Linked DNA regions of Homo sapiens: region 1 is linked to region 2. A link is an interaction called in ENCODE POLR2A ChIA-PET data of the cell type or tissue named here. Cell type or tissue: A673. All regions are shown on one strand. Each heading gives the region's core, and the rest is flanking DNA. Links, peaks and the distances in the headings are about the cores only. Region 1 overlaps LOC105370952 (a long non-coding RNA gene). Region 2 holds the start of LOC105370953 (a long non-coding RNA gene).

The links. ChIA-PET counts read pairs that join two places held together with the same protein. Peaks named below come from ENCODE experiments on the same cell type or tissue, not always from the same donor. Only the 100,000 strongest peaks of a DNase experiment are listed, where the experiment ranks them.
Region 1: POLR2A ChIA-PET joins it to region 2 with 8 read pairs; 3 of 35 experiments call an interaction of 5 or more read pairs at or near these places.

Annotation. Positions count from the first base shown.
Region 1 is chr15:85,839,922-85,855,820 of GRCh38, forward strand. It overlaps LOC105370952 (a long non-coding RNA gene), which reads left to right. Exons shown (of 3, transcript XR_932580.2): 3 at 622-1,143. Among named protein-coding and RNA genes, the nearest start is that of MIR548AP, 22 kb to the left of the region's middle. RefSeq lists a silencer at 714-973. In A673, for the core only: no CTCF peak of the experiment used is centred there; no DNase peak of the experiment used is centred there; H3K27me3 peaks cover 1,409 bases.
Region 2 is chr15:85,891,843-85,907,741 of GRCh38, forward strand. LOC105370953 (a long non-coding RNA gene) reads left to right here and starts at 6,992. Exons shown (of 2, transcript XR_001751742.2): 1 at 6,992-7,104; 2 at 8,261-9,298. In A673, for the core only: no CTCF peak of the experiment used is centred there; a DNase peak (open chromatin) is centred at 8,349.

The sequences.
Region 1 (15,899 bases), core at 7,829-10,328, 51 kb before region 2:
AAGTAATAAGGAAGTCCCCTCTGCTTTAACCCTGTAGGGAAAGTAACTTTGACATGATCAGTCCGTGTTTTGTTCTGTTTCTGCTTTCTGCCGCTCTTCTCTGCCTGCAAAGCCAACCTCCTGTGCTCAGCTCATTTTATAGGATGAGGTGTTGCTCACTTCTAGAATTGCAAATAAAAGCCAATTAGATCTTTAAGTTTGTGCTTCTGTCTTTTGACAAAGGTTCACAACTTCTCCAGCCCTCCACGAAGAAGCTGGAAGGAGCAGGGTGCACAGGCTCTTTGAAGATGCTGAGTGAGGTCCCAGGGCACCCACAGGAGCTGCCACCTCAGCTCAGGGGACACAGCTACTCTGAGCCCCTTTGCTCATGGGGGAAAGGGCGGGGGAAGCATGCTATCCCGCCCCCGCTCCCTACCCCAAAAAAGCTGCTTTGTCTTCAGAGGACCAGGAGTCCTGATTGGGCAGCCTCTGCCGGGAATGAAATGCATGTCCTTCGCACTTCCACTACCGTTCTATTTTCAGGCTGATTTATAACTAAAACGTGAAATAAGTGCTAGGAAAGCATTTAGCATTGTCTGACACTGCCTCAGCACACTCAGTTTCCTCTCTCTTCTTCATCAGAATCTCTGCCCGGCCAGGCAGCAGGCGCTGACTCTCGCACTGTCCGGTTCGAAGAGCTGTTTTCTGCAGGTACTTGCAGTAGCAGCTGGCCTGGGACCCACCCCCGGGCAAAGTCCGCTCCGGAGTCTGTCACTTCCCGGCGCGGGCCACCCAGCCCCTGGCGCCCTGGCGCTCAGCGCTCCGCGGGCGCGCCCTCTGGCGGCAAGAGCCCTGAACATTTCGCAAGCGGCGAAGGCTGGCGCGTGTTATCCTGGGCACCCACCGGACCGAATCGCTGGGCAGGGCTGCAAGGTGACTTGCTAACGCAATCAGACCAGAAAGGAGCGCGCGTCTAACTAAGCGGGGGAGGGGAGAAGCATGTTCATATTTTGTAAAATGCAAGTGGCACCTCTCCCCATTTTCCTCAAAATTTTATTCTGAAAAACTTTAGTACTTAAAAGTTCAAATGCTTTTACAGTGGACACACATTTATCTATCAGCTAGATTCTGTTATTCACATTTTACTCTATTGGTTTCATTGCATATCTGTCCATCTATTCATCCCTCTTTCCATCCTTCAAACTATCTTATTTTTTCTTTTTCTTGTTCTCTTTTTAATTTTTTTTTTTTTTTTTGAGACGGAGTCTTGCTCTGTCGCCCAGGCTGGAATGCAGTGGCGTGATCTGGGCTCACTGCAAGCTCCGCCTCCTGGGTTCACGCCATTCTCCTGCCTCAGCCTCCCGAGTAGCTGGGACTACAGGCGCCCACCACCACGCCTGGCTAATTTTTTGTATTTTAGTAGAGACAGGGTTTCACCGTGTTAGCCAGGTTGGTCTCTATCTCCTGACCTCGTGATCCGCCCGCCTCGGCCTCCCAAAATGCTGGGATTACGGTTGTGAACCACCGTGCCTGGCCCCATCTTATTTTTCAGATGCATTTCAAAAAGTAAATTGCAGACATTAGAACACTTCCCCCTAAATATCAGCCTTCAGCTTTTAAAGAAACAAATTGAAGAGATTGCTAATATTTATTTTGTTATAGTAGAATTCTTTTTTCACATGGTGTTCTTAAAACCCTTTGAAGTAGGTTTTATTTTCTTTTTCTTTTACTAAAAAAAAATTTTTTTTTGAGACGGAGTCTCGCTCTGTTGCCCCAGGCTGGAGTGCAGTGGCGGGATCTCGGCTCACTGCAACCTCTACCTCCCGGGTTCAAACGATTCTCCTGCCTCAGCCTCCCTTGTAGCTGGGACCACAGGCGCGAACCACCACGCCCAGCTAATTTTTATAATAATTTTTTATTTTTAGTAAAGATGGGGTTTCACTATGTTGGCCAGGCTGGTCTCAAACTCGTGGCCTCAAGTGATTCACCCACCTTGGCCTCCAAAGTGCTGGGATTACAGGCGTGAGCCACAGTGCCCAGCAGCTTTGTCCATTTTCTTTTCTTTCTTTCTTTTTCTCCTTTTTTTTTTTTTTTGAGACAGGGTCTCACTCTGTTGCCCAGGCTGGAGTGCAGTGGCACAATCTCAGCTCATTGCAACCCCCGCTTCCCAGGTTCAAGCAATTCTCCTGCCTCAGCCTCCCAAGTAGCTGGGATTACAGACATGTGCAACCTTGCCCGGCTAATTTTTGTATTTTTAGTAGAGACGGAGTTTCACCATGTTGGCCAGGCTGGTCTTGAACTCCTGGCTTCGAGTGATCTACTCACCTAGGCCTCCCAAAGTGCTGGAATTACAGGTGTGAGCCACTGCGCTTGGCCTGCTTTGTCCATTTTCTAATGGAGCTATTCGTGTTTTTATTATTGAGTTGTTTCAGTGTGGGTATTAGTTAGGAGATAGGGGGTTGGCTGAATTAGTTCACCATCTGAGCTATCTGGAGATAGATGGGTCACAGAACACTGTCCCTCCTCTTAAAAAATCAGATTTTTAAGACATTATACAATCTCAGGTAGGTCAAAATTCAAGTAAGGCAAATTGGAGTAGGATGCTCCAAGCCTCACTAGCCCTGTGGAGAAAGGCTCTCTGGCTGTGTAATCTTGAGTAATATTTAACTTTTGTGAGTCTCAGTTTTTGGGCCATTTTATAGGTGCATGTGCTCTTTTTTTTTTTTTTTTTTTTTTTTTTTGGGACGGAGTCTCGCTCTGTCGCCCAGGCCGGACTGCGGACTGCAGTGGCACAATCTCGGCTCACTGCAAGCTCCGCTTCCCGGGTTCACGCCATTCTCCTGCCTCAGCCTCCCGAGTAGCTGGGACTACAGGCGCCCGCCACCGCGCCCGGCTAATTTTTTGTATTTTTAGTAGAGATGGGGTTTCACCTTGTTAGCCAGGATGGTCTCGATCTCCTGACCTCATGATCCACCCGCCTCGGACTCCCAAAGTGCTGGGATTACAGGCGTGAGCCACCGCGCCCGGCCGCATGTGCTCTTTATGTGAGTCTAAGATGGTAAGGGCAGCAACTCGCCCTTGCTGAGCACCTTCCTCGTGCCAGGGGCTGGAGCAGGTGCTGCATGGGGGAGGCATGCTATCCCACCCCCCTCCCCCAGAATCAACAGGAGCCATTGCTCTTCTTTTTCACATCTGGAGGCTCAGCTCCAGCTCTCAGGGATGGCAGACTCAGGTCTCATGAAGGAAATTCACACTTGCATCATCAGAGTAACCAAAACCACTTCAGATTCATGATGGATGAAGGGCAGGATGACACATCCAGCTCTGACTTGGTCATCAGATGCAACAGGGATACTTTAGGATGTTTCTGCAGCATCTGCTGTGACAGGAAACCTGGGAGGCAGAGTTTCCTGCTCCAGTATTTTGTCTCTCCATGAGGGATGGCGTGGAGGCAAAGATGGCAGCTCTTGAGGAAGGCACTGGCTCACAAGATGGTGGCTCTTGGGGAAGACACTGCCTCACTTACAAGATGGCAGCTCTTGGGGAAGACACTGGCTCACAAGATGTTGGCTCTTGGGGAAGACACTGGCTCACTTACAAGATGGCAGCTCTTGGGGAAGACACTGGCTCACAAGATGGTGGCTCTTGGGGAAGACACTGGCTCACTTACAGGATGGCAGCTCTTGGGGAAGACACTGGCTCACAAGATGTTGACTCTTGGGGAAGACACTGGCTCACAAGATGGTGGATCTTGGGGAAGACACTGGCCCACTTCTGCATCTAGCCTCTTGGAAGGAAGGGGCAGAAGAGGAGGTCTGGTGGATGTACACAGAGAGTGAACATACAGTGGCCCTGTGCACTAGCAAACACGACTCTGCCGGTGGCCTGGAACGGAATGGGACTCCATAAGACCCCCGTTTCCACTCTTAAGTGAGGAGTGTGTAGGGAAATGTACAGGTGTTTTCTCTGCTCCCTGCAGGCTGTTTCTACTGCCTCTTGTCAGCCCAGCCTGGGTTTAACTCAGCAGTTAGTTCATTCATCTGTTCATCCATTCTCAAACATTTATGGCACATTTCCTCTGTGTCAGTGTTGTTTCAGCCACTGGGGTTTCAAACCCTCGGTCAGTCCCAATATCCTCACCATCAAGGAACAGAGAAGACAGCATAAGGGAGGCAAAATTTTTTACCTATACCCTCTTATGGTGTTGTGGCTGGGCCTGAGGATTAAACTGACATAAGGCAGATTTACAGGAGAAAAGCAAACAAATTTACTTAATATAAATTTCATGTGACATGGGAGCTCTCATGAGAAAATGAATACCCAAATAAGTGACAAAACCTAAATGCTCTTATATTAAGTTGAACAAAGGCAGGCAATTGTGGAAAAGTAACTAAAGTATGTGAGGGGGCTGACTGGGTGTGGGGCTAACACCTGTAATCCCAGCACTTTGGGAGGCTGAGGCGGGCGGATCACCTGAAGACAGGAGTTCAAGACCAGCCTGGCCAACATGGTGAAACTCCGTGTCTACTATAAATACCAAAAATTAGTTGGGCATGGTGACGGGTGCCTGTAATCCCAGCTACTCAGTAGGCTGAGGCGGGAGAATTGCTTGAACCTAGGAGGCAGAGGTTTCAGTGAGCCGAGATTGTGCCACTGCACTCCAGCTTGGGTGACAGAGAAGAGAGAGACTCTGACTCAAAAAAAAAAAAAAAAAAAAGTATATGAGGAGGCTCAAGAAAGATACAAATTTTAACAAGACTTACTTTTATAGGATTCTCTTGGTCTCAACTTCCCATCTTTGATAATAAGAACAAACGTTCCTTCTGGCACAGGGAGGACCTCTTCTGTAAGGAGGTGTTATCTCCTTCTTTCAGGAAGAGAAAGGGAAGGGTCAGAATGCCCTTCTTTCATGTATTTTTTAAAGTGCCTATAGCTCAAAATAATCCTTACGCCAGAGCAGCATATGTTGATGTGGCATATTCTGCCAGCTTTCAATGTGCAAGCAGATATTTGTATATTTGAGTACTCTGTGAAGCTGGATTTTAAAAGCTGTCCCAGTATCTTCAATGTCTGGCCAGATATTAAAAGTCACTATGAGATGGGCTCTTTTGTTTCCTGAAGAGCCACTTGGGTAGCTCCTATCAATATGCAAGGGGAGGAACGGTAGATAATCCTTTCCTGGGAACAGAGGCTAACAGGATGCTTTATCTGGCTCTTCAAGGCTGCTTCTCCCCTCCAAGTGCAAGGGGATGTGGCTGGGGGAGGTGGCGGGAGTTGGAGAATGCATCGACTTGCATTAGAAGCCTAGAGGCCTTGTGGAAGGAAAAGGACTGATATTCCAACCCCTGTCTGGAATTAAAAGATCAGGAAACCTGTAGGAGTATAGAACACTTGGTCCTGAGCAAGGCCCTATGAGAGGAAAGGACGCCAAGGGCCTTGGAGTACAAACTCACTGTGAGGGAAGGTGAGATGGTGACCCTTGGATTTGTGAGAAGACACGGAGCCGGCTCTGAATGTGGCTGTGGTTGGGGATCCAGGCATGTCCTGTGCTTTAGGCAGAGTTTGTGCCTATGAACTAGGAAGAATAACTTGAAGTTCCAGTGTAGAACACTACTCTTGATTGTACAGATCTGGGCCAGCAAGGGTCTTAGCTGGAAGGAGGCAAGGGGGCTTTGGGCTACGCTGGGACAGTGTTCAGAGTGATGGTACAGAAGCCACTGTGTGAATTGGCCAATTGAACTCATTGGTTTGCCTCTCTTTTCTTCCTTTCCTTTCTTTTTCTTTCTCCTCCTTCTACTTTCCTCTCTCTTCATCTGGTATTGGAAGGTAGAATTTTTGCCAAAGGTGCCAAGAACACTCATTGGGGAAAGGACAGTCTGTTCAATAAATGGTGCTGGGAAAACTGGGTATCCATATACAGAACACTGGAACTAGATCTTGATCTCTCACTATTTACAAAAATCAAATCAGAATGGATTAAAGACTTAAATGTAAGACCTGAAACTATGAAACTATTAGGCAAAAACATTGGGGAAATGCTCCAGGACATTGGTCTGGGTAAAGATTTCTTGAGTAAGACCTCACAAACACAGGAAACCAAAGCAAAGATGGACAAATGGGATCACATCAAACATAAAAGCTTCTGCACAAACGCAAAGAAAACAATCAGGAAAGTGAAGAGACAACCTACAAAAATGGGAGAATATATTTTCAAATTGTTCATCTGACAACAAATTAATAATCAGAATATAAGGAACTCAAACGACTCATATATTATTTTATGTATTATTTATATATTAATTGCTGAATACAATTTCTCAAATCAGTGGCGTTTATAATGTATGTAGATGTACCATAATGACAATAGTGGTAGAAAGGACTAGGCGAGGTTAATGAAACGATAATGTCGCAAGTGACTCAAAAGCCAATAGAGGAGTTAAAATAGAATACTAAAAAAGTTTGATTAACCCAAAGGACAGTAGAAAAGAAGGAACAGAGGAACAAAAAAGAGATAGGACAAATAGAAAACAAATAATAAAATGATAGACCAACATATCAACATTTGCATTAAATGTAAAAGGACAAAACATAACAATTAAAAGACAGAGATTATCAGGCTGAATAAAAAAGCAATTCCCGTCTTTATGCTCTATAAAGTGTGCCTATAAGGACACCCTTCTAATGTAAAGACACAGATAGTTTAAAAGTAAAAGAATGGAAAAGTACATACCATGAAAATAGTAAGTATAAGAAAGCTGGTGTGATTATAACAATATTAGACAAAATAGACCTCAAGGCAAGGAGTATTATGAGATACAATACAGATTATTTTATAATAATAAAAGAACCAAATCAGCAGGAACATACACCCCTTCTATATGCATATGTGACCAATGACAGAACTTCCAAATGTATGAAACACAAACTGAGAAGATTAAAGGGACAACTAGGCAAGTCAACGATCCTGGTTGAATATTTTTAACATCCCTTTTTCAGTAATTAATAGAACAATTAGACAAAGGCATCAGTAAGAATATAGAATATGTAAATACTATCAGTTACCTGGACCTAATTGCCATTTATAGGAGATTATACCCAAGAACAGAATACACATTCTTTTCAAATGCACCTGGAATATTTACCAAGTTAGACCATATGCTGGGTGATAAAATAAGTCTTAATAAAATTCAAAAGATTAGGAAAAAAAAAAAGCTTAACAGTGCAGGTTGCTGGACTGATATTTAAACAGCTCCCTGGGTCATGATCCCAAAGCTAATGTGGGAGAGCTCTATGACTGGAAATGGACATTTACAAGTCAGCAGATGATTCCGGCAGCATTTTGCATAGGAGATGAATGGACATCTGGATTCACAGAAGCTGGATTTGAAATAAATTCTCTATGTCGTCCAGCCTGTCTGTCTCAGTCCCTGAGAATATTTCTGGTAATCTATTTATCACTGATTTGAGAACAAAAGGGGATTAAACTGGCCTGACCCTCGAATTTTCAGCTCCAGACTTTCTGGTTCTTCAGCACCTGGGAAGAATATTAACTACTCATAGTAGAATGAATCACGTTGAGATACAATATTAAATAATGTGTTTTATTAAAGGAGCACACTGGGTTGTAAAATGTGACACTGAGTATTTCTCTACAAGCAGACTTGAAATCTTGCGATTCTTTCTAAACATGTAAAGCCTGTGATGGGTGCTCCAGATGATAACTAGCTCTATATTTCCCAGAGTAGTACCTTTCCAACCCAATCCTTACCCATTTTTCTTATTTTTCTGTGCTTTAATATTATTCCCATAATATGATCATATTATCATCAGAGTGACTATGAATAATGCTTTGGCTGTTTTATAATGAAGCTTCTCAACATGATTGATGCTGTGGAAACTGATCATTAAGCTTACTGGAAATGCATAGAAACAGCTCCTTAGAGTAACTGTAAAGAGGAATTTTATTCCAACACTTGAGCATCACATTCTGTCTTCTTTCTGCTCCAAGTCTCTCTTTCTCCATCTAATCCACTTACACCCCCACTGAATACAGACTCCTGAGTTATTGTGATAATATGGGAAAGTGATAGCATGGAAAAGTGAGAGTTCAAAGATAATTTCCCACCTGGGATCAGGCTGTCTACTACATGAAGAGTACAAAAAGGTGGGAAACAAAAGGGGAGTCTGGATGTCTAATAATTTTTTTTTTTTTTTTGCAAGAAGCTTTGAAATTTTGCCATGGTGGGTGCAGGATACCCAGAATGTCAGCTCAGCTGTTCAGACCTAGATCTCTTCTCTTAAAGATGCATTACCTGTAAAGTGACCCCATGGATGCCTTGTGTTTGATTCTTTATCATCCCGGGGCACTGGTGTCTGAGGGGTACCTGTCCCTTCCGTGCCCTTTCTAAGTCTTACTCACAGTCATTTGCAATAGCTGTCGTACATATCTTATCACCAGATCTATGAATGTTTCCACATAGGGACACCATTGATATTGTGGTGGCTAATGTATTATAAGGGTTATCTTAATTATTCTTTTTTCAGTCAGACACTTTAGTATTGCATAGACCCTATCATTATTGCCATATTAACACAGATCTTCAATAATAGGTCCCTATTGTTGGGCTCAGGGCCAGGTAATTTACTCAGGTTGATGAGGTGGCATTATTCTCATTTTACACATGAGCAAACAGAGATCTAGTGAATTTAAGTGATTTGCCAAAATGCACATAGTAAATTACCAGGTGATCCAGACCCCTGGCTCTTTCTAACACACCAAACTGCCTCAACATGGTAAAATGGGAGTTTGTAAGTTTGTTGATTATACAAGTCAGTTGATTTGACCTTCCATTAATTATAAGTCATTAACTCCCATCTGGCAATTCAAGCCACAAAATGTTCCAAGATAGGACAGGAATTTGTAGTGTCTTTAATTTCTGGTATTTGCACATTCGATCATTGTTGATGTGCTCAGTTTCGTTAATCCCTTTGTTACAAATACAGCACACCTTACTCAGCCCATGAACTCCTGCCACCCTGGACAACTATTTTGATTCACTGGGCCCACTAGGATGATCCAGAATGACCTTCCTTATCCCAGGATCCTTAATTTAATCACATCTACAAAAATCTTTTGCCATATAAGATAACACATGCACAGGTTTGGGATGTTAGGATGTGGATATGTTTGAGGGTCGTTATCCTGCCTACCAAAACTATTCTGCCATCATGGCCAAGCCAGAACTTTATTTTTCATCCTCCCTGCTTAGCACAAGGCTGAGCATGAAGTAGGTTCTTTTTTTTTTTTTTTTGAGACAGAGTCTTGCTCTGTCACCCAGGCTGGAGTACAATGGCACAATCTCAGCTCACTGCAACCTCTGTCTCTGGGTTCAAGCGATTCTCTTGCCTCATCCTCCCGAGCAGCTGGGATTTGGGGCACCTGCCACCATACTTGGCTAATTTTTGTATTTTTAGTAGAGATGGGGTTTCATCATGTTGGCCAGGCTAGTCTTGAACTCCTGACTTCAGGTGATCCACCTGCCTTGGCCTCCCAAAGTGCTGGAATTACAGGCGTGAGCCACCGCGCCCGGCTGAAGTAGGTTCTTAAGAGGGCTTGCTGAACTGAAGGGAATTCAGAGAGCTTGAACTTCCTTCTCCAAACCTTTGCTAGTAGCACCAGGTGGCGGTCCTTGGTGCTCACTGTAGGTCACAGCCGAGTCCCTCTGGCAGACTATGGAGTGGAGTGGAGTGGATGCCTCCAAGGAGTCCTTCCCCTGTTGGGGTGGTGGTGAGGGCAGTGTTGCAGACTGACCGACCTCCTCCATACTTTGTTTCTTTGCCAAGGGGTAACCATTTCCATTAAAATCTACCACATGCTTTCAGTGTATCAAATATATATTTGGTTTTGTGCTGTGCATGTCTTCAAAAATGGAGAGGAGATCCATGCTGAACAAACTCTGAACCAATCATACGGATTTGCATTCACGTGATGTGCAGCAAATAGAGTTCTAAGGAGTTCAGGCTGATTTACTGTAGCCCTAGAGAATAGACACATTCCAGAAATATCCCCTCTCCGCTAGCCTCCTCCCAGCTCTCTGAATTGCCTTAGCATCTATTCACAACACAGCGGGTGGTGTGGCAGGCTGATTTCCCTGAGGGCTGGGTGGGCAAGAGCAGGTGTTGGCCTGCACCCGGACAGAGGGTGAAGCCCTCCTGGGCCCCTCCTCTTCCCCCATCCCTGTCCCTGAACCGGTGTCCGGGGGACGCCCATCCCTTTGTTTAGGCAAGGCCTTTTTGGGTCTTATATTCTGGATTTTTGGGGACAAGGTCTCACTCCGTCGCCCAGGCTGGAGCACAGTGGCACAATCTCAGCTTACTGCATCTTCCACCTCCCAGATTCAAGCGATTCTCCTGCGTCAGCCCCTCGAGTAGCTGGAGTTACAGGCATGGGCCACCACAACCAGGTAACTTTTGTATTTTTAGTAGAGACGGGGTTTCTCCATGTTGGCCAGGCTGGTCTTGAACTCCTGACTCAAGTGATCTGCATTACAGACATGAGCCACCACTCCCTGCCCAGCCCAACCATCCTTGGTAAGTGCTGATGAAATGCTGAAATGGAAGCTACATTTAGTAATTTGGGGGTGATTGATTAATATTCATGGAAATGTTTGCATGCAATGCCAAATTAATGTATTTTAAAAGAGATTTATGTACAAAGTAAATATTTTGACAGAGACATGAAAATAACTGTGAAGGCCATTCCATCTGCTCCTTGTTTATTGCCTGAATATTTACATCACTGCATTGGAAACTCCACTGATTCAAGAATTAACGTACAGAAAAAGATTCTGTCTCTTTGTTCTGTGAGTCGGGGGTAAGGAGATGAAACACACAAGTGAGTGCACACAACCCCTAGAGATTTCCCCCCTTCCTTTTCTCCCCCAGGACTAATGTCACCCTCATTCCCCCAAGACAAGAAACTCTAAGAACGTGTTGCTGTTGTTACTGTCAGGTGCTGAGGTGGTTATGGTTGTATGGGGAAGGGAATGGCTGCTATTGAGAATCCTCAAATAGGGATAAGTATAGAGTAGGAAAGATACAACAGAGGGAAGGTCCTGTTTGTACTGAAGGAATTCTATTTTATTTATTTATTTATATCTTCTCATTTAGCTTTTTTATTTTGCATTTATTTATTTATTTATTTGAGATGGAGTCTCTCACTGTCACCCAGGCTGGAGTGCAATGGCATGATCTCGGCTCACTGTAAGCTCCGCCTCCCGGGTTCAAGTGATTCTTCTGCCTCAGCCTCCAGAGTAGCTGGGATCACAGGCACCCACCACCACGCCCGGCTAAGTTTTTGTATTTTTAGTAGAGACGGGGTTTCACTATGTTGGCCAGGCTGGTCTCGAACTCCTGACCTTGTGATCCACCTGCCTTGGCCTCCCAAAGTGATGGGATTACAGGCGTGAGCCACCGAGCCCAGCCATAGTCTGCATTTATTTATTTATTTATTTATTTATTTTTACTTTTATTTTAAGTTCAGAGGTACAAGTGCAGGTTCGTTGCATAGGTAAACTTATGTCATGGGGGTTTGTTGTACAGATTATTTCATCACCCAGATATTAAACCTAGTACCCATTAGTTATTTTTCCTGATCTTCTCCCTCCTCCCACCCTCCACCCTCTGAAAGGCCCCAGTGTGTGTTGTTCCCCTCTATGTGTCCATGTGTTTTCTTCATTTAGCTCCCATTTTATAAGTGAGAACATGCAGTGTTTGGTTTTCTGTTCCTGTGTTAGTTGGCTGAGGATAATGGCCTCCAGCTCCATCCAGGTCCCTGCAAAGGACATGATCTTGTTCTTTTTTTATGGCTACGTCGCATTCCATAGTGTATATGTACCACATTTTATTTATTTTTATAATAGAATTATTTATATTCTTTTGGGTATATACCCAGTAATGGGATTTCTGGGTCCAGTGGTATTTCTGTCTTTAGGTCTTTGAGGAGCCGTCACACTGTCTTCCACAATGGCTGAACAAATTTACACTCCCACCAACAATGGATAAGCATTCCTTTTTCTCCACAATCTCACCAGCACCTGTTATTTTTTGACTTTTTAATAATACCCATTCTGACTGGTGTGAGATGGCATCTCATTGTGGTTTTGATTTGCATTTCTTTAATGATCAGTGATGTTGAGCTTTTTTTCCTATGATTATTGGCCACATGTATGTCTTCTTTTGAAAGAAGGTGCACAGTTTTATTTCTGGGTTCTCTATTCTGTTCCACTGAATATGTGTTATGTGTCTGTTTTTGTACCTGTACTCAAGGAATTTTATATCTGTAGTGGCCTGAAAGAAAACCCACAGGACTTTTTTGGAATGTCAATGCAATATACATAGGAGAGGGTGGGTAGTCAGAGAAGGCTTCCAGCAGGCTTCCTGCAACAGGGTGGTTTTGAGGCCAACTTGGGAATGCCAACAAGAGTGAAGAGTCTGGCTTAATAGTTCCAAGCACAACGAATTAGGGGAGGCTGCCCCCACCCTCATACTCTGCTAGTTCTCACCTGATTCCTGTGCTTGGTCTCCCCACCAGCTCTCACTGTCAGATCTCAGCTCAAACACGACCTCCTCTCTGAAGCCTCCTGACGTCTTTGGGCCAACTGACAGGTCCCTTCTCTGCATTGTACATACAGGTCTGCAAACACTTATCTGTAATTCTGAACTCCAAAAAGTTGTGAAAACTGAAAGTTTTTTCTTTTTGGTGCTAAAACTCATTTGGTGGCAAATCCTGCCTGAGCCAGCATGAGGCTGTTGCCTGTCTTTATTTCACTTTACTGCTGGTACATTTTGCTGCAGAAATATGGATGTGATAGATTATGGGTGACATCCTAGATAGTTCCTAAAATCCGACAAATTCAGAATCCCCAAACTCATCTGGCCCGAGTGTTTCGATGAAGGGCTTGTGGGCCTGTGCCTCCCTTGAAACAATTGCTGGGAAGATTTCTGTATTTGGTTGACTAGTTTGTCTCCCAAGGAGTCTCTGATTGTAAGAAAGGAGTTTGCATTCTCATTTTTATGTACCACAAGCCCCAAAGTGTGGTCATGCCCCTAAGTGTGATAAATCTTGGTTGACAGATTATAATTGGAAATATTCACCAAGGGTCTCCCTCTTTCACTGGCACCACCTGGCAGCCATTGTTCAAGAAGGTTGGCAGGGCAGAGCAGCAGGGGGTGGCTTTGGCCTGCAGACACTCCAGGGCTCGACCAGGTGGACCTAGCAGCGCTCTTCCCCAGGGTCATGGCTTGAAATGAGTAGGGAGGGGGCCTTGTTAGTGGATGGAGTGTGGATTGATAACACTCTGAGGATAAGATGCTCCCGACCCACCCTGCCCAGACTCAACACCCTCTATGTCCTCTGGAACTTGGATAAAGTGAGGGTGGGAGACCCTGCATTTATTGATATTAGCTTCTGCTACCCAGTGCAATGGGTAAGCTCTGTATAGAAAATAAAGAAAATTGGGCCGGGCGCGGTAGCTCACGCCTGTAATCCCAGCACTTTGGAAGGCTGAGGTGAGTGGATCACCTGAGGTCAGGAGTGCCAGACCAGCCTGGCCAACATAGTGAAACCCCATCTCTACTAAAAATAAAAAATTAGTTGGGCGTGATGGCGGGCACCTGTAATCCCACCTACTTGGGAGGCTGAGGCAGGAGAATCATTTGAACCTGGGAGGCGGAGGTTGCAGTGAGCCAAGACTGCACCATTGCACTCCAGCCTGGGCAACAAGAGCGATACTCCATCTCAAAAAAAAAGAAAAAAAAAAAAAAAGAAAAAAAGAAAATAAAGAAAATTGACTTGTTGCACACTCAAATGTGTGAGCTAGAAGCCATAGAAGCCACACAGGCCAGACAAATGAATAAAATGATAAAGGAGGACTTCATTTATTTTTAATCCTCAGGAATCTTACTCTCCCATGGATCAGGTGTTGGTTTGTCTTTGTTGTTATATGTGACAATCAAGGGACCTAGCCATTCCGGCGTTTTTTTGAAGTAAGCATGAGGTGGCTGGGCGCGGTGGCTCACGCCTGTAATCCCAGCACTTTGGGAGGCCGAAGCGGCCGGATCACGAGGTCAGGAGATCGAGACCATCCTGGCTAACACGGTGAAACCCCGTCTCTATTAAAAATACAAAAAATTAGCTGGGCGTGATGGCGGGCGCCTGTAGTCCCAGCTACTCGGGAAGCTGAGGCAGGAGAATGGCTTGAACCCGGGAGGCGGAGCTTGCAGTGAGCCGAGATCGCGCCACTACACTCCAGCCTGGGCGACAGAGCCCCCCGCCAAAAAAAAAAAAAAAAAAAAAAAAAAAGAAGTAAGCATGAGGTAGTGAAGCCAAGCGTCCCGAACGTGAGATGGGCTGCCAGTGCCCTATGTGATCTATTTTTGCGGGTGGGAAGGAACCAGCCTGGAGGAAGTTGGTTGAAGTAGATTCTGGTGGGCAGATCCCTAGAACATTGAAAGAGAGCTCCAGATAGCTACCAAAAACAAAACAAAAAAGCAAAACGAACAAAAAACCTAACCATTGTCTCCCATCCGAAGTCTTGGGATTTGGAGGATGCAGGATAATCAATGTTCCACTAGGTGGCACTGATGATCCACATTTGGGGTACCCGGAGTCTGTCTCTACGGCAACAAGTTGACAAATTTATGGGCAGAATTGGCCTTGTCCTCTGGGGTGTGTGTGTGTGTGTTTGTGTGTATGAAGGAGTTTTTGAGTGTTCAGAAAAGTCTGCTCTGTGCAGAAGGGACCATTGATATGCAACTGTCAAAGAGATAGAGAGAAAATCAAGGAAATATTATCATACTGAGCACGGCAATAAGGAACGAGAGAGGAGAAATCACTCCTCCCAATGCAGTAACAAACCACCTTGCCGCTTGGACTCTAATGTTCTCTAATGCATGAGGTTAGGAAGCAGGGCTCCGAGGCAAGCAGGGATCCTGGGGCTGGGCTGCAGGCTGGATTTGCTTTTGTGCAGGATATTACTGCAGGAGCTCAGCCTGCAGGGAGCTGGGGTTGCTTGAACTATGGATGTTCTAGGGATGTGATGATGGAAAATATTACAAATGCCCATACATCTAGTTCTTTTTTTTTTTTTTGAGATGGAGTTTCGCTCTTTTTGCCCAGGCTGGAGTGCAGTGGCGCGATCTCGGCTCACCGCAACCTCCGCCTCCCGAGTTTGAGCGATTCTTCTGCCTTAACTCGGATTACAGGCATGCAACACCACACCTGGCTAATTTTTTGTATTTAATAGAGATGGGGTTTCACCATGTTGGTGAGGCTGGTCTCGAACTCCTGACCTCAGGTAATCTGCCCGCCTCGGCCTCCCGAAGTGTTGGGATTACAGCATGAGCCATCGTGCCTGGCCAAGATTTTATTTTATTTATTTATTTTTGAGACAGAGTTTCGCTGTTGTCACCCAGGCTGGAGTGCAATGGGATGATCTTGACTCACTACAACCTCTGCCTCCCAGGTTCAAGCAATTCTCCTGCCTTAGCCTCCCCAGTAGCTGGGACTACAGGCATGCGCCACCATGCCCAGCTAATTTTTGCATTTTTAGTAGAGATGGAGTTTCACCATGTTGGCCAGGCTGGTCTCGAACTCCTGACTTCAGGTGATCCACCCGCCTCAGTCTCCCAAAGTGCCGGGATTACAGGTGTGAGCCACTGTGCCCGGCCGATTTTATTATTTTAAAGTGATGAGATAATTGAAAATAAAAACATTTCTCCAGAAACAAGATTATTGAAATACAAAATTTTCCCAACAATTGTTGAAACCTGGCATCTCTAAAATTATATATAATGCTTGATATGGTTTAGATCTGTGTCCCTGCTGAAATCTCATGTCGGATAGTAATCCTCAGTGTTGG
Region 2 (15,899 bases), core at 7,241-9,740:
CTGTGAGTGACAGGCCTTCCCTCTCTGAACCTCTTTATGTACTTGTGAAATGACGGGCATTATTATTATTATTATTATTTTTTGAGACGGACTCTTGCTCTGTTGCCCATGTTGGAGGGCAGTGGCGTGATCTTGGCTTACTGCAACCTCTGCCTCCCGGGTTCAAGTGATTCTCCTGCCTCAGCCTCCTGAGTAGCTGGGATTACAGGTGCCTGCCACCAGGCCCGGCTAATTTTTGTGTTTTTAGTAGAGATGGAGTTTCACCATGTTGGCCAGGCTGGTCTCGAACTCCTGACCTCAAGTGATCCTTCTGCCTCGCCCTCCCAAATTGCTGGGATTACAGGTGTGACTCACTGTGCCCCACCGACAGGCATGATTTTATCTCAAAGGTCCAGTCATAAACCCATTTCCCTCTGAATTCATTTGCATTTGCTTCACAATTAAGCAGCTTCAGTTGTGGTGATTTGGGGGCTACTTTGCCAGAGATAACTCTTTCCTCATTAAAACATGTTGTGGTTTTTATATTAGCTTGTTTCTTAGGTGAGCTAAATGTTCATTTTCTCTTGAAGTAGACATGGGCTATTGCTGATTCAGCAGATTACACCCAAAAAGTTATCTAATCTGGGGTATGACCCTGACCTTTTTCATCACCCGATTGGGCCTGTCGTCCACAGAAATCATCAGACTTCATGAGCCTGTTTTTCATCCACATCATCAGACTTCATGGCCCTAGGCCCATGAATCAGAATCAAGTTACAGAGTGTCTGGAAAATCTGCTTAGACGTAGAAATCAATAACAGAAAAGCAAGACTGCTTTCGAGCTACAAATTATATAATTCTTGGGGCAGGTACATCTGGCTTCCTCCTTTAAAGGCTATGGAAGGTGGAAATCTGAAGTGTTAATTCAACAGTTGAGGGAAGTGACATTAATGCTTATGCCAGGAAATTTCTCCTTGTGCAGTGGTTGGGGAAAATGTGCTCAGACAGCAGGTGAAGGAGCCACATACTTTTTCCCCCAAGACCCTTCCTGAATTTAAATATTCTGTCCTCTTATTCCAAGAAGTGTATTCATGCTGGTCAGTTCAATTGGGAAAATATGGTCATTGCATCAAAAGGTTTTGTAAGGTTTTGATAAGTCTACTAGGTTGGTCTTGCCTATAAGAATAAAACTTATAACAGCAGGGACTTCTTAAATTCCTTCTGGTTGTGTATTTCCAGTTCTTTGTGGGATATCTATACTTGAAGGCCATCAAATTCTACGCTTCAAAGTCACAATTTTTCTGGGAAACAATGTTTTTTTTGGAGACAGAGTTTTGCTCTTGTTGCCCAGGCTGGAGTGCAGTGGTACAATCTCAGCTCACTGCAACCTCTGCCCCGGGTTCAACTGATTCTCCTGCCTCAGCCTCCTGAGTAGCTGGGACTACAGGCACCTGCCACCATGCCTAATTTTTTGTATTTTTAGCAGAGACAGGATTTCATCATGTTGGCCAGGCTGGTTTTGAAGCCCTGACCTCGGGAGATCTACCTGCCTCAGCTTCCCAAAGTGCAGGGATTACAGGCGTGAGCCACTGTACCGGGCCAGAATCTTCTTACTTGGGATCCCATGTCTCTGTGTTGCTTCTGAAAAAGCCTGGGGCTACTGGACAGGAGTAGCACTGGGGGGCTGTCAGGCTGTTCGTTAGTGGAAAGCCTTGTGAAAGGGGGTAAGATGTGTTTGGACAAAAGGAATTGAGTTATGTGTCATTCACGTAGTCATTTTTTGTCAGGGAGGTAAAGTGGGAGCAGAAATGTTTGGAAGAGAAAAATATGGCACACTGGGGTCCACATGAGACATTGTAATGGGCGGGACATGAGTGCAATGTGTGAGGGTGACCCCTGAGAGGGTGGGAGGAGGGGAGAGAAGCAGTCTGTGTGTACATTCTTCTGTAGGCTCTGGTGCTTGTCTTCTCTCCCCTGCACTCCCGATAGTCATTTTGTAGCTTTAGCTTCTTTGTCCTTGTGTCTTTCTTTCACCATTCACTACTTCTCCTTGTCATTTCATTAATGATACTGAATAATAAATGGCACATCGTAAAAATTTTCCACTGCACAATCCCTGTCCAAGGTGGAATGTGTGGAGCAGTTGAGCATCAGGGAGGTCAAATGAGTGGACTGAAGAACTCGGTGATTCTGATCAGGAAGGAGGTCCATGTAACATCCAGCATGCCGGGGGTGGTGTTGAGAGGACAGCATCAGGGATCTGTCTGTTGGCAGGTGGGAAGTCAGAAAATGACAGGTCAGAGTAGTGTCCAGTGAGGCTTCTGAACCCTCATGGTCAGTAATTGACAGCATGGCTTAGAAATTAAGAATCTCCAAGTGGACAGGTCTAGTTGACTTCCCTGGGACACAGTGCCTTGACACTGTAGAGGGAAACTCACAAGTAATTCATTATAACAATAAAAGAATCAGTGCTTATGATTTTTTGGTACACTGGTAGATCAAGATGATTTCTCTAGGAAAACATATTCACTTGCTCTGTCACCTAGGCTGGTATGCAGTGGCGCAATCTCAGCTCACTGCAACCTCTGCCTCCAGGGCTCAAGTGATTCTCCTGCCTCAGTCTCCCAAGTAGCTTGGACTACAGGTGCATGCCACCATGCCTGGCTAATTTGTGTATTTTTAGTAGATTCTGAGTTTTGCCACGTTGGCCAGGTTGGTCTTGAACTCCTAGCCCCAAGTGATGCACCTGCTCGGCCTTTCAAAATGCTGGGATTACAGGCGTGAACAACCATGCTTGGCCAATACTCACTTGCTTTTGATGTGCTTTCTTAACTAGGAGAAAGAGTCAGGGTTACAGAGAGCTCTTGGGGAACAACAGGGATGATCTTACACATGCCATTTCCCACAGCAAAAGACTTCCATCAATAGCTGTGACAATTAAACAGTGTAAAGCACTTTATTTTTCACCAAAAAATGTTGAGTCTCATCAAAATTTGAGAGTGTGCGCTGCGCTGCAGACAAATAACAAACATCAGGGTTATTGCTGTGAAAGAAAAAGGTTGAGAACCGCCAATTTAGTGTCCTGATCTGTGTCCATGGACTGATTCAGAGGCAGTGAGGGAGCAGGGGCTTCTGCTCCTGGTGGTCAGATGTTGAACTTGGAGTTCAACACCTGGGCCATAGACCCTGAGTCAGGAAGGTCAATAGCACACCATTGTGTCTCTCTTCCAGAACACAGATTTCCCTTTAATTCTTCTCTTGATCGATATGACTAGTCTTCAGGTTATATCATGGTTCCCTCCTCTTTGCTGCTGCTTTCTACTAAAACTCCTGGTTGCAGTGAAGTCTGGAGCCTGCCCACACCTTCTTGCAGGAGTCTATCCCCTGGCACCCTCTCTGAACTCCTTTTGCCCTTTTCTCTGCCCCTCTACTAAGCTTCCTAAACTGTCGATTGCATCCTGATGCTTCCTTTGTTGGAAAACTTCAGCAGTGTACAGCATGGTGAAGATGGCACCCACCAGGCACAGACATGATTTCTCTTCCACTTTTGCCTTTATCTCACGGTGGCCTTGAGCAAGTGACTAGTTTGATGCCTCAGCTTCTCTCTAGGTAATATGAAATCATGCAACTAGCAGAACATGAAGAACTATGATTCTTCTGCTTAAATGCTCTCCACATGTGCCCTATGTATCATTTAAATACAATATTGCTGTTTGTGACACATGAAAGCTATTTTATTGAGGAAGAAAATGCTTGGGTTTTTTTTTGTTGTTGTTGTTGTTTAAATGGAGTCTGGCTCTGTTGCTCAGGCTGGAGTGCAGCGGTGTGATCTCTGCTCACTGTAACCTCTGCCTCTGGGGTTCAAGTGATTCTCCTGCCTCAGCCTCCCAAGTAGCTGGGATTACAGGTGTGTGCCACCACACCTGCCTGATCTTTGTATTTTTAGTAGACAGGGTCTCACCATGTTGGCCAGGCTGGTCTCAGACTCCTGACCTCAGGTGATCCACCTGCTTCACCTCCCAAAGTGTGGGATTACAGGTGTGAGCCACCGCACCCGGCCAATGCTTGCTTTTTGATGACAATAGCACAACATCTCTACATGTCTCTCCCTCTCTTCTACCTTTAACTCTTGGCTCTAGTCCATCCTTTGTTCCCTCTGCCCCTTCTTCTCTCTGTCTCTTGCAGGATGACTGATATTGGGAGAAGCTGAATAATAAAACAGCAATTAGGAAACAGGCATTAGCAGCAAATAGGTCTGGGTGATGCATAGCTAACCCTTGATGACTGAACATTTTGAAGTGTCTTTTACTCATTTGTAAAATGGAGATAATATTAGCTTACGGTCTGGCATGTAGTAGTACCTAAATAAATGTTATCTCTGAATAAAGTCTAGCTCAAACATTCCTTCAGTTGTTTTTCTCTTTTTCTTTTTCTTTTTTTTCTCTTTTTGCTTTTTTTGTCTCTCTCTCTCTTTCTCTCTCTCTCTCTCTTTCTCTCTCTCTTTCTCTCTCTCTTTCTCTCTCTTTCTCTCTCTTTCTCTCTCTTTCTCTCTCTCTTTCTCTTTCTCTCTCTCTCTTTCTCTCTCTCTCTTTCTCTCTCTCTTTCTCTCTCTCTTTCTCTCTCTCTTTCTCTCTCTCTTTCTCTCTCTCTCTTTCTCTCTCTCTCTCTTTCTCTCTTTCTTTCTCTCTCTCTCTCTTTCTCTCTCTTTCTCTCTCTTTCTTTCTCTCTCTCTCTCTCTTTCTCTCTTTCTCTCTCTCTGTCCCTGTGTGTGTGTGTCTCTGTCCCTGTGTGTGTCTCTGTCTCTTTTCCTGTGTGTGTCTCTCTCTGTCTCTGTCCCTGTGTGTCTCTCTCTCTCTGTCTCTGTGTGTGTGTCTCTGTTTCTGTGTGTCTCTCTCTGTGTGTCTCTGTCTGTGTGTGTGTCTCTGTCTCTGTGTGTGTGTCTCTGTGTGTGTTTCTCTCTCTGTCTCTGTGTGTCTCTCTGTCTCTGTGTGTCTCTCTCTCTGTCTCTGTGTGTGTGTGTCTCTCTCTGTCTCTGTGTGTGTGTGTCTCTGTCTCCGTGTGTGTGTCTCTCTCTCTGTCTCTGTCTCTCTCTGTCTCTGTGTGTCTCTCTCTCTGTCTCTGTGTGTGTCTCTCTCTCTGTGTCTCTCTCTGTGTCTCTCTCTGTGTCTCTCTCTGTGTCTCTCTCTCTGTCTCTCTGTCTCTCTGTCTCTCTCTCTCTGTCTCTCTCTCTGTCTCTCTCTGTCTCTCTCTCTGTCTCTCTCTCTGTGTGTCTCTGTGTCTGTCTCTCTGTGTGTCTCTCTCTCTGTCTCTTTCTCTCGCTCTGTCTCTGTCTCTTTGTGTCTCTGTCTCTTTCTCTCTCTGTCTCTTTCTCTCTCTGTCTCTTTCTCTTTCTCTGTCTCTGTCTCTCTGTCTCTTTGTCTCTGTCTCTTTCTGTCTCTGTCTCTGTCTCTTTCTCTCTCTCTCTCTGTCTCTTTCTCTGTGTCTCTCTCTCTCTATCTCTGTCCCTCTCTCTGTCCCTCCTCTCTGTACCTGTGTGTGTGTCTCTCTCTGTCCCTGTCTCTGTGTGTGTGTCTCTTTCTCTGTCTCTGTCTCTGTGTGTCTCTCTCTGTCTCTGTGTGTCTCTCTCTGTCTCTCTCTCTGTCTCTGTCTCTCTGTCTCTGTCTCTCTCTGTCTCTGTGTGTCTCTGTCTCTGTGTGTGTCTCTGTCTCTCTCTCTGTCTCTCTCTCTCTGTCTCTCTCTCAGATGGGTCTCACTTTATCACCCAGCCTGGAGTGCAGTGGCGCAATCAAAGCTCACAGCAGCCTTGAACTCCTGCAGCTTTTTCGAATCTGGTATACACTGACCTCCCAATGACCTTATAGGACTGCATGGTTTGGAATTGGTTTCTCGCTAATCATGGGTCTTTTTCCTTGGCCAGCTGAATGTGAACCCCTTCCACAGTGGTTGTTCCTGCCTCTGTGTCTTCTCCACAGCACCCAGATAAAATACTTGCACAATGTTTTTGGAGCAGTTAAATGTTAGCGCTGATTAGATGATAGCATAGCATTTCTCATAGAGATCACCCAAAGCTTGGTAAAATTGTTCTTCCCGGGCCTCACCTCTGTGCCTGTTGCTATGCCGAGGCTTCATCCTGTCAGGCATTCGGACTCCCGAGGAGTCTTGAGCTTTGGGATTTGGCTGGCTGTGCTGTCTCTCTCCGCCTCTAGGCCAGGCGGTGCCTGCATCCCCCAATTCAACGGTGAGTTTGGGAATGGCCAGTCAGAAGCTCAGGACTACAGAAGCTACCCTCAGAGAAACCTGAAAGGGAGCTGGCTCTGCAGCTTGGTCTGCGTGTTTATTTGCCATCCGTGATTCACTGTGGCCTGGTGAAGACTCAGCAACGGGCACTTTCACTGGCTGTCCTCTGCTCTCTGTGGCATGCGATGGGGAAACCTTTTCCCAGGGGCGTTTTATCTTAGGAGAACAACTTCAAAAACACATGTAAAAGGGAAAAATGTTGTTTAGCATCTTGCTGTGGTAAAAATGATAACTTATATAGAGAATATCTATTTTGGGACTGATGTAGCAAAAAATCGTTTTCTAAGCCCCTCCCAACATGTAAAAAGAAGGGAGAAAAGGCCACAGTGGGAGCAGCCTCCTGAGCCCCCTCTGTAATTAACTCTGACAGCTACTGATTCTCATGCTAAAATGAGGGGTGGATGGGTGAGTGCTGGGGTGTGAGCTGGAGCCTGAGGGGAGGCTCTGGACCTGCCTTCTGCAGCATCCTGTGGCTCCATACTTTGCATTGGATAAGCCTTTCATTGGCTATCTGCCTAAGGGTCAAAATCTCGCCTTGGGTCTCTGCTACGTGATACGCATTTGGGTGTCTGGACAGAAGTGGATGCCAGACTTGTCCATGCAGAAAACTGCCTCCAATTAATATCTGCCTGTTTGACGGTACAGTTCGGTCTGTTCCACGCAGGAGCCCGGCATGTGCCATGTAAGTGGGATGGGGAAGTGTCGGCTGCTACTGGCATTTCATTCCAGGTCATCAGATGGGTTCTATTTTCAGGGCCCATCTATCACCCCATCTTGCAGTGTGGAGCCTCGAGTTCTCCAAATGTCCAGATCGCAGCTGTCACTGAGGTATTTTCAATTCTGCTCATTGTGTACCCCAAATCCAGGGAGAGAAGCTAAACAGAAACATTTGGAGTTATTAACAAATGGAATTAGTAACACTTAGGTAGGGGCAGTGAATTATTTGCCCAAGATCTGAGCAAACCAGAACCAAGGGACACAAATGGACCATGTGGTCTCCTAAAAATTTATTTATTTATTTATTGAGACAGGGTTTCACTCTGTCGCCAAGGCTGCAGTGCAGTGGCACAATCTTAGCTCACTGCAACCTCTGCCTCCTGGGTTCAAGCGATTCTTGTCTCAGCCTCCCGAGTAGCTGGGATTACAGGCATGTACCATCATGCTCGGGAAATTTTTGTATTTTTAGTCGATACAGGGTTTTGCCGTGTTGGCCAGGCTGGTCTCGAGCTCCTGATCATATGTGATCTACCCACCTTGGCCTCCCAAAATGCTGGGATTACAGGTGTGAACCACCGCACTCAGCCGCTAGCTTTGTGATTTTCTAAGTCTAACTCAGAATGAGAGTAGAAGGGGCCAGCAGAGGGGGTAAAGATTTGCTTTTATTTATTAGAAATAATAAAAAATCAGAGTCATGAAACGTTCTCAGATCACAGTGGCCTCAGTCTGTGAGGATGCCTGGGAAAGGAGGAATGAGGAAGCTGGAAGGTCGAGTAGGGGCTGAGTGGTGGGAGAGGGAGGGGAAAGGGTGGCCCTATGGGTGGGCAAACCAGAGCTCAACTCAAGGCAGGGGTGACCAATAGATGTGAGCTCAAAGGCATTGCCTCTGATTCCAGACCCATCTACTGGAAAGTCTGAGGTCACCTTCCTACCTATTGTTCTGTTAGGGCTTGAGTTTTCTAGGGAAAGTCATTAGAGGTGGTTCCTGGCCACTGCACTCCTCAACACTATTGGGAGGACCACCATTCACCTTTACCCTGAACAGCCTCCCAATTCTCCTAGGTGCCACTTTCAAGGTTTTAATGATCCTGTTAGAGATGAAATTCATTTCCTTGTCTTCTTTCCTTATCTGCATCACTGGGTTTATGTCTATGGAGAATTTCTTTGTCTATGGAGATTGGTCACAGGGTAACTGCTTGTGTCTCTTGCTTGAACACGCACGCCACTCCCATTTACTTAGGGTGGATCTGGTTCTGATATTTTGCAGCAGTTGCATCTGTTACACAGTAAAGGAGTCCTAGAGAAGTGCTGCCAAGGGGAACTCATAAAAAAGCCGCTGCTGGAGACTCAGATGTGCCCTGCTGAGCGAGGCAGTCTCCTCCTACTTACCGTGCTGCAGTGAGCCGCAGTCACCCGCGGGGGAGTTGAAGAATAAGTTGAATATGGTTGAACACGGTGGCATCATACTGCTCAGCCATCTCTGGGGTTAACTGCAGATGAGATAATTCCTGTATAACTCCTGGATCCTCTAGGGCATTCTGCCACTGTATCCACACTTCATGGTACAAGGGCGAATGGACAGATCTCCAGCTTCCAAGTGAAACGTGAAGGCGACTCGACAAGGATTTCTGTTAGGACAATAGTTTTGCTTCATGAAGACCAGGAAGGCTTGAACTCAGGACAATGGGTATCTTGAATTTACTCAGTTCCCATCTCTTAAGTTATTAAACATTATTTCCCACCTGTCTTGTGTATTTTTGCTTGATCCCTATAATATGGGGGCAGGCATAATTTTGTATAACCCCTGTAAGACGTGTGCCAGGTACAATTGGCCCTATTTCCTATGTGGGGAAACTGAGACTCAGAGCAGAGAAGCGACTCTCCTAAGTCACACGTTGTATTGCTGGCAGAGTCTCGGGCAGGAGTCGTGCCTCCTGATTTCCAGGTACATGCTGCTTTTGCTAGAACCAATCTATTAAAGAACCAAGACTCTTTTATTTGGAATTAATGAGGGATTCCAAAAATAGTGTTAGCAGTGCTTAACAAATTTGAAAGAGCAAAGGAACTGAAGCCAGAGAAGACTGAGATAGGGGAGCTGTTTCATTGTATCAATTTCTATTCACTTTGTTAATAATTGATGCCACATTTACTCATTGTTATATATTAAAAATACTTGATTTGCTACAAGGTAAAAATGACCCATTGACTTTGTCTCTCAACCTACGCTAACCCTAAATGAGAATCTCATTGTGACCACGATTTTGCAAAATTGATTAAATGGAAATAAATGCATTCAAGTGTCAAAGGCTGCATTGGGAATGGTTGCTAATGAGCTTGACCTTTCAGAGCTTCCTGGCTGGGTGCACAGTAGGTGTTCAATGAGTACTGATGGATGTCTTGACTGACTGAGATTTCGGTTAGCCTTCCATCCCCGGGAGCATGGTGCCTCTAATGTGTTAGATGGCATCATGTTCCAAAAATGAATCGATCTATAAATTTGAAGACTAATTTGGAAACATTTTAACCTTACTAAACAGAATAGTATGATAAAACCTAGGTACCCTACGCCAGCTTCAAATCAATATTCTGCTGTTTTTGTTTACTTCCCTTAACACACATCACTGCCTCCCCACCCCCAACACACACACACTTTTTTGTTTTTGAGACAGAGTCTCGCTCTGTCACCGAGGCTGGGGTGTAGTGGCGCCATCTCGGCTCACTGCAAGCTCCGCCTCCTGGGTTCATGCCATTCTCCTGTCTCGGCCTCCCAGTCTCCAGAGTAGCTGGGACTTCAGGTGTCCACTTTTTTTTTTTTTTTTTGGCTGAAGTACCATAAAGGAAATTTCAAACATTGTGTCATTCACCTGTGAATAAATCTGTATGTACCTCCAATAGATAGACTAAAAAAACCACAACCTTATCACCACAACACAATTAGCCATTGTTTCTTAATATCATAGGAGGCCTCTTCCATGCTGAATGCTCCATGGGTTCTTAAAGTCGTGTTCTTTTGATGAGATTCTTCACATAAGATTTTACAGTTGGCCGGGCGCGGTGGCTCACGCCTGTAATCCCAGCACTTTGGGAGGCCGAGGCGGGTGGATCATGAGGTCAGGAGATCGAGACCATCCTGGCTAACAAGGTGAAACCCCGTCTCTACTAAAAATACAAAAAAAAAATTAGCCGGGCGCGGTGGCGGGCGCCTGTAGTCCCAGCTACTGGGGAGGCTGAGGCAGGAGAATGGCGTGAACCCGGGAAGCGGAGCTTGCAGTGAGCCGAGATTGCGCCACTGCAGTCCGCAGTCCGGCCTGGGCGACAGAGCTAGACTCTGTCTCAAAAAAAAAAAAAAAAAAAAAAAAAAAAAAAAAGATTTTACAGTTACCACATTGTGTTTGGTTAATCCATTTTTTATCTACTATAGTTTCTCGTCCCCTCTATACAAAGAATTAGGGCTAGAGGCTTGACTGGATTCAAGTATTTAAATAAAAAATAGTTTGTAAGGCCGGGCACAGTGGCTCACGCCTGTAATCCCAGCACTTTGGGAGGCCAAGGCAGGTGGATCGCCTGAGGTCAGGAGTTGAGACCAGCCTGGCCAATATGGTGAAACCCTGTCTCTATTAAAAATACAAAAATTAGCCAGGTGTGGTGGCGTGCACCTGTAGTCCTGGCTACTCAAGGCTGAGGCAGGAGAATTGCTTGAACCTGGGAGGCAGAGGTTGCAGTGAGCTATGATCACACTATTGCACTCCAGCCTGAGTGACAGAGTGAGACTCTGTCTCAAAAAACAAAAACAAAATACTTTGTAAATGAAGTTGCGTACTTTCTTTAACCTCAACATTTTGAAAATTGTTTCATAAATGTCCATTTATTCCAGGTCCTAATCCTTGGATAAAACTGATAACATGAGGAATGATTTTGAGATAATGACATGAGACATAGTCCTCTATCACATATCAAGGGTCACACTCCTGGAAATCACTACCATTGAGTAATGAGAGAAGACCACTGAGTATCAGAAATAACCACCATCAAATCTCATGAGGGGTTTTAGGCCAGAGAGGAGACCTCAATTCAGGACCTACTTTATCTTGTTTTACACAGAAGTTTAAGAGCCTTCAGTTCATTTTGACAACCTGTAGAAAATAAGAAACAACCAGCACTTTGGGAGGCCAAAGCAGGTGGATCATGAGGTCGAGATGGAGACCATCCTGGCCAACATGGTGAAACACCATCTCTACTAAAAATACAAAAATTAGCTGAGCATGGAGGCACACACCTGTAGCCTTAGCTATTTGGGAGGCTGAGGCAGGAGAATCACTTGAACCTGGGAGGTGGAGGTTGCAGTGAGCCAAGATTGTGCCACTGAACTCTAACCTGGCGATAGAGTGAGACTCCGTCTCCCCACCTCCAAAAAAAAAAAAAAAAAAAAGATATCTGAAAACATGAAAAGGGATGGATGACAGCTACATGTTCAGGCAGAACACAGAAGAAAATTGAGAAGCAAAAGCAAGAAATAAGGCACAGAATCCAGAATAAGTTGATATGGATGTCAAGAATCTTCCTCTTTGTGAATATAACATGCTTGTCTAGTTACTTGATCTAATTTGATGATCACAGCAACCTTATGAGGTAGGTACTGTTATGTTCTGTATCTTTCAAGTAAAGAAACATTAATACATGTTCCCAAAGTGGCTCAGCTGGGGAGAAATCACAAGGAATGTTGACCAGTTTCTCCATGGTCAAGTACTCGTGGACACTGAGAGAAGAGTGGTTGAGACTCTTCAACTCCTGTCTAAGTAGGCGAGAAACCATGTGGTCCATTTTGAAAAGACTTACACATGAAATAGGAAAAATAAAAAGCTTCTAATTACTTTAAATGGCTTCAAGTTTCTAGAAAACTTATATACATTGACGTACAGGTATGAACGTTTGGAAGTTGGTACTCTTAAAACATTTTACAAACCAGAAAGAGATGTTACTGCAGTAGTTAAATTAATGAATTGGTTTATCTTGAAGTATTACCTGGAAACCCTTCAGTGATATTGATGTTTCCCATTCCCTCTGTTAGCCTGGACTTTTTCTATGGCTTATTTTTTTCTATAGTTCTCTAGATTTTTCTATGAGGCACTTGACTGCCACAGCCAGGAAACTCTTAAGAATCTAATTTTCTGCTCTTCCTCCTCTGTAACTAAAGACTGGATCAGTTAGGACTGGGTTTCACTATCACATCTTGTAGGTGACCATGACTATTCGAGAAATGACCTCTTCATTTGCCTGCTTCTACCAAAAAAAAAAAAATTGGAACCACTAGATTGGATAAATTCTACATGATGAATATCTTAGCCAATTCTTACTGAGGGTTGGGGATCTGGGTGAGGTAAATCCTTCATCATTAAAGGTGACACCTTGGTAGTCCACCCCAACATCACCTTTCCAAAAATGAGCCTTCTGGAATCTACCTGAGAGTCGGGAAATATTGAACTAAGCCAGATGTCACTGACAGGTACATCCAGGACAACAGTTTGGGGCAATTTAATGAAGGGGCAAATAACCCACTACAATTCACCAAGTCCTTAGGCCTTCGGTAAATAATTTTTGATGCTCATAGTGATGACTGAATGACCAGTGTTGGATAAATGCATTCTATGAGGGCAGAGAAACATTTAAGCTAAATAAAACATTTTTGTGATTTAAAGAAATTACCTTCAGCTATCTGGAAAACTTGGCTATCTGACGATGATTCATTTTCTGGTGATTTCAACTAACCAAAGTTTTATTCTACTGTGCTTTTGGAAAAAAAAACAGGACCGGGCATGGTGGCTCATGCCTGTAATCCCAGCACTTTGGAAGGCCGAGGTGAGTGGATCACTTGAGGTGAGGAGTTCAAGACCAGACTGGCCAACATGGTGAAACCCCATCTCTACTAAAAATACAAAAATTAGCTGGGCGTAGTTATGGGCACCTGTAATCTCAGCTACCTGGGAGGCTGAGGCAGGAGAATTGCTTGAACCCAGAAGCAGAGGTTGCAGTGAGTCAAGATCGTGCCATTGCACTCCAGCCTGGGCAACAAGAGCAAAACTCCATGTCAAAAAAAAAAAAAAAAAAAAAATCTGTTTCACTGGCAGAGAAAACTCTGGACCCCATGGACTAGTCTCACCTGGTGTGACATTTCTTCTGTGCTTTTGACAATTTTCATAGCATGTTGATTCTTCATCTCATTCTCAGACATCAGTTAATTAGCTAATCTGGATTTTGATTCACACGTATTAAATACCATCTTTTCTGAGCACACAAAATCCCCCTTATGTGAAATAAATGGCATTATGTCCAAAAGAATGGTGTTAGATCGTCTTTTACTTTGGGGAAAAAAGGAGGTAATTAGTTTGATCTATATTTTTTCATTTGCGAATGTTAATGCCATTTTCACTTCTGAAGGAAAGGTGAATGGCTGTGCCCAGTCACTGAGTCTGGTTTTTGTGGCTCTGACATTATATAAAGGAGTTTGGGGAAATGGAATGGAATTAAAAGGGCCTCAGTTGAATATGTGGGTAAGTAGTGTTCTTAATACTTCAACAAAATTTCAAAGAGTTTGTAATTCATATAGCTTTTCTGAAAGGCTGCCAAGAGGGAGATTTTCAATAGATTGGTGGAATGAGGAATTAAATGCAGATTATTCTGGAAAAGACTAGAATTTAATACAACATTTGAACAGGTTAAATTTATATCAATAAAATACCAGGTGGAGAATGGGACCATTTAATTTCCAGCACACAGAAGACACAACATTTGTAGAAACGATGAACGCAGTGTGGGCTGCTGTTTCCGGCTTCTGTGTTCATTTTCAAAAGCAGCCTGGGAAATTTATGCCGCTCTTTGGAATTTGAGGTAGTGGTAAAGTTGCAGTCAGATGTGATGGATTGTGCAGCCAATTTCTTGAAGTTTGTGGTTCATTAATCCAGCATTTTGAATTTCAAAGGACTGAAGTGATGTCATTTGGGATGTACATCACAGAAAATTAATGGGGTTTCTTGGTCAGAAGTGAATGCTGACACAATGCGACAGGGAAAAAGGGATTGGTGTTGCTAATGGCTGGGGAGCGGGAAGGCCTTGGTTTCCAGTGGGAAAGGCTGCCTTGCCATTCAGAGCCTGCCCAGCCCCCCGCAGGCTCTGAGGGAGTCTTTTCTATGGGTCAGTCCTGCTCCGTCGTGAGAAAACACAAAGTATTGCTTATTCAAGTGTTTCCCAAGAATTCAGCAGTATCTGAAACAGAAGTTTTCATCTATTTAATTCAGTACGGCAGACCTGCGTTGCTCCTTGTGACTCCAGTCCCTGGTCTACCATCCTGTCTGGGAGGTGCTGGCAGGGCTGGGCTGAGATGAGTGGGAGCCCTGCCCATCAGGATGCTGTGTGGATATTGGATGTTTCCCATGCTGGCCTGTGCTGTGAGGCCCAAGGCAGAGTGGTAGAAGAGAGACTGAATCATTGTCAAAGACGCAGGCTGGGAAAGTAGGCTCGGAGGAGGTCCCCGGACAGATCCAATGAAAAAAATGAATGGGAACGGAATGGGGCTTTAGGAAGCTTCCACTCTGCCAGTCTGGGTGCTAGGCGCTATCACAGTTCATTGGCTTGTTATAGTAATTGTCTGTGATATCAATAGAAATACAGTGCTTGATACAAAGCGGTTACTCAACAAATATCTTTTGAATTAAAACAAAATGAAACAAAAAGCAAACCACAGCTGTTCAGCTAGATGATGGTATTATCCTTCTTTTTCAAATGAGGAAACAGATTCAGAGCCTTCCTCAAGACAAAAGAGAGTTCTGTTCTTTGTACTTTGTAAACTGGAAAAACAAAACAAAACAAAAAAAACTCTTCAAATGTTACTTTCCTCACTGCATCACTGAATAAGACCATTTCCTTGCAGCCTTTGCCTCTGGGAGTGCTTGAAACAGTGTAGCAACTTAATACATATTTGGTGATTGAAAGACTCGGTGACCATTGAACAAGAGGGGCTGATGGCATCTTAATGGGACTGTCATCTCACAGCAAGAGAGAGATGAAGATTTATATACATGCACACGATCCACTGTGCAGGGTGAGTCTACTGCACTGTGAAAGAAAGCTGAAGTTTGTTATCTATTTAAAAAAAGTGATGTGAGATTTTGCAAGAATGTTTTCCTCTGGAAATCTCTTTTTTTTTTTTTTTTTTTTTTTTTGAGACAGAGTCTTGTTCTGTTGCCCAGGCTGGAGTGCAGTGGCGTGATCTGGGCTCACTACAAGCTCCACCTTCCGGGTTCACACCATTCTTCTGCCTCAGCCTCCCGGTAGCTGGGACTACAGGCACCTGCCAACCACACCCGGCTAATTTTTGTTGTATTTTTAGTAGAGACAGGGTTTCAACATGTTAGCCAGGATGGTCTCGATCTCCTGACCTCGTGGAAATCTTAACTTTGGCTTAGATGCCTTGAGAACTCCATTGGGACTCAAAATATACTAGCTTTTTTATTGGGTAACTATATAATCTGAAAGTGAAAAATTCTCTGTTTGACAGTGCAGATGGTGGTTCTATTTCATATTAATAGTTGAATCTAATGTGGATAGTAGTTTTTGTTGCCTATATGTTTATTAATATTTGAACTTGATAGCATGTTTTATTGCTTCCCCTAACAGTAACCACTCTTTCACTTTAAATACATCTATGATATTACACCTATATTTCAAGATATAATAAGAGTAAATTTGTTAAAAATAATTCCTAACAGCTTTATGCATTCTTATTTCTACTCCTTACTTTTACTTAGGGTCTGATAGTCCTGGGATCAGCCACTAAAAATTGGTCAATATGCAGCAGCTTTGAGAATCCAGAGAGGGGAAGCTTTGAGAGAGGACCTCAGGCTCCATGTCCC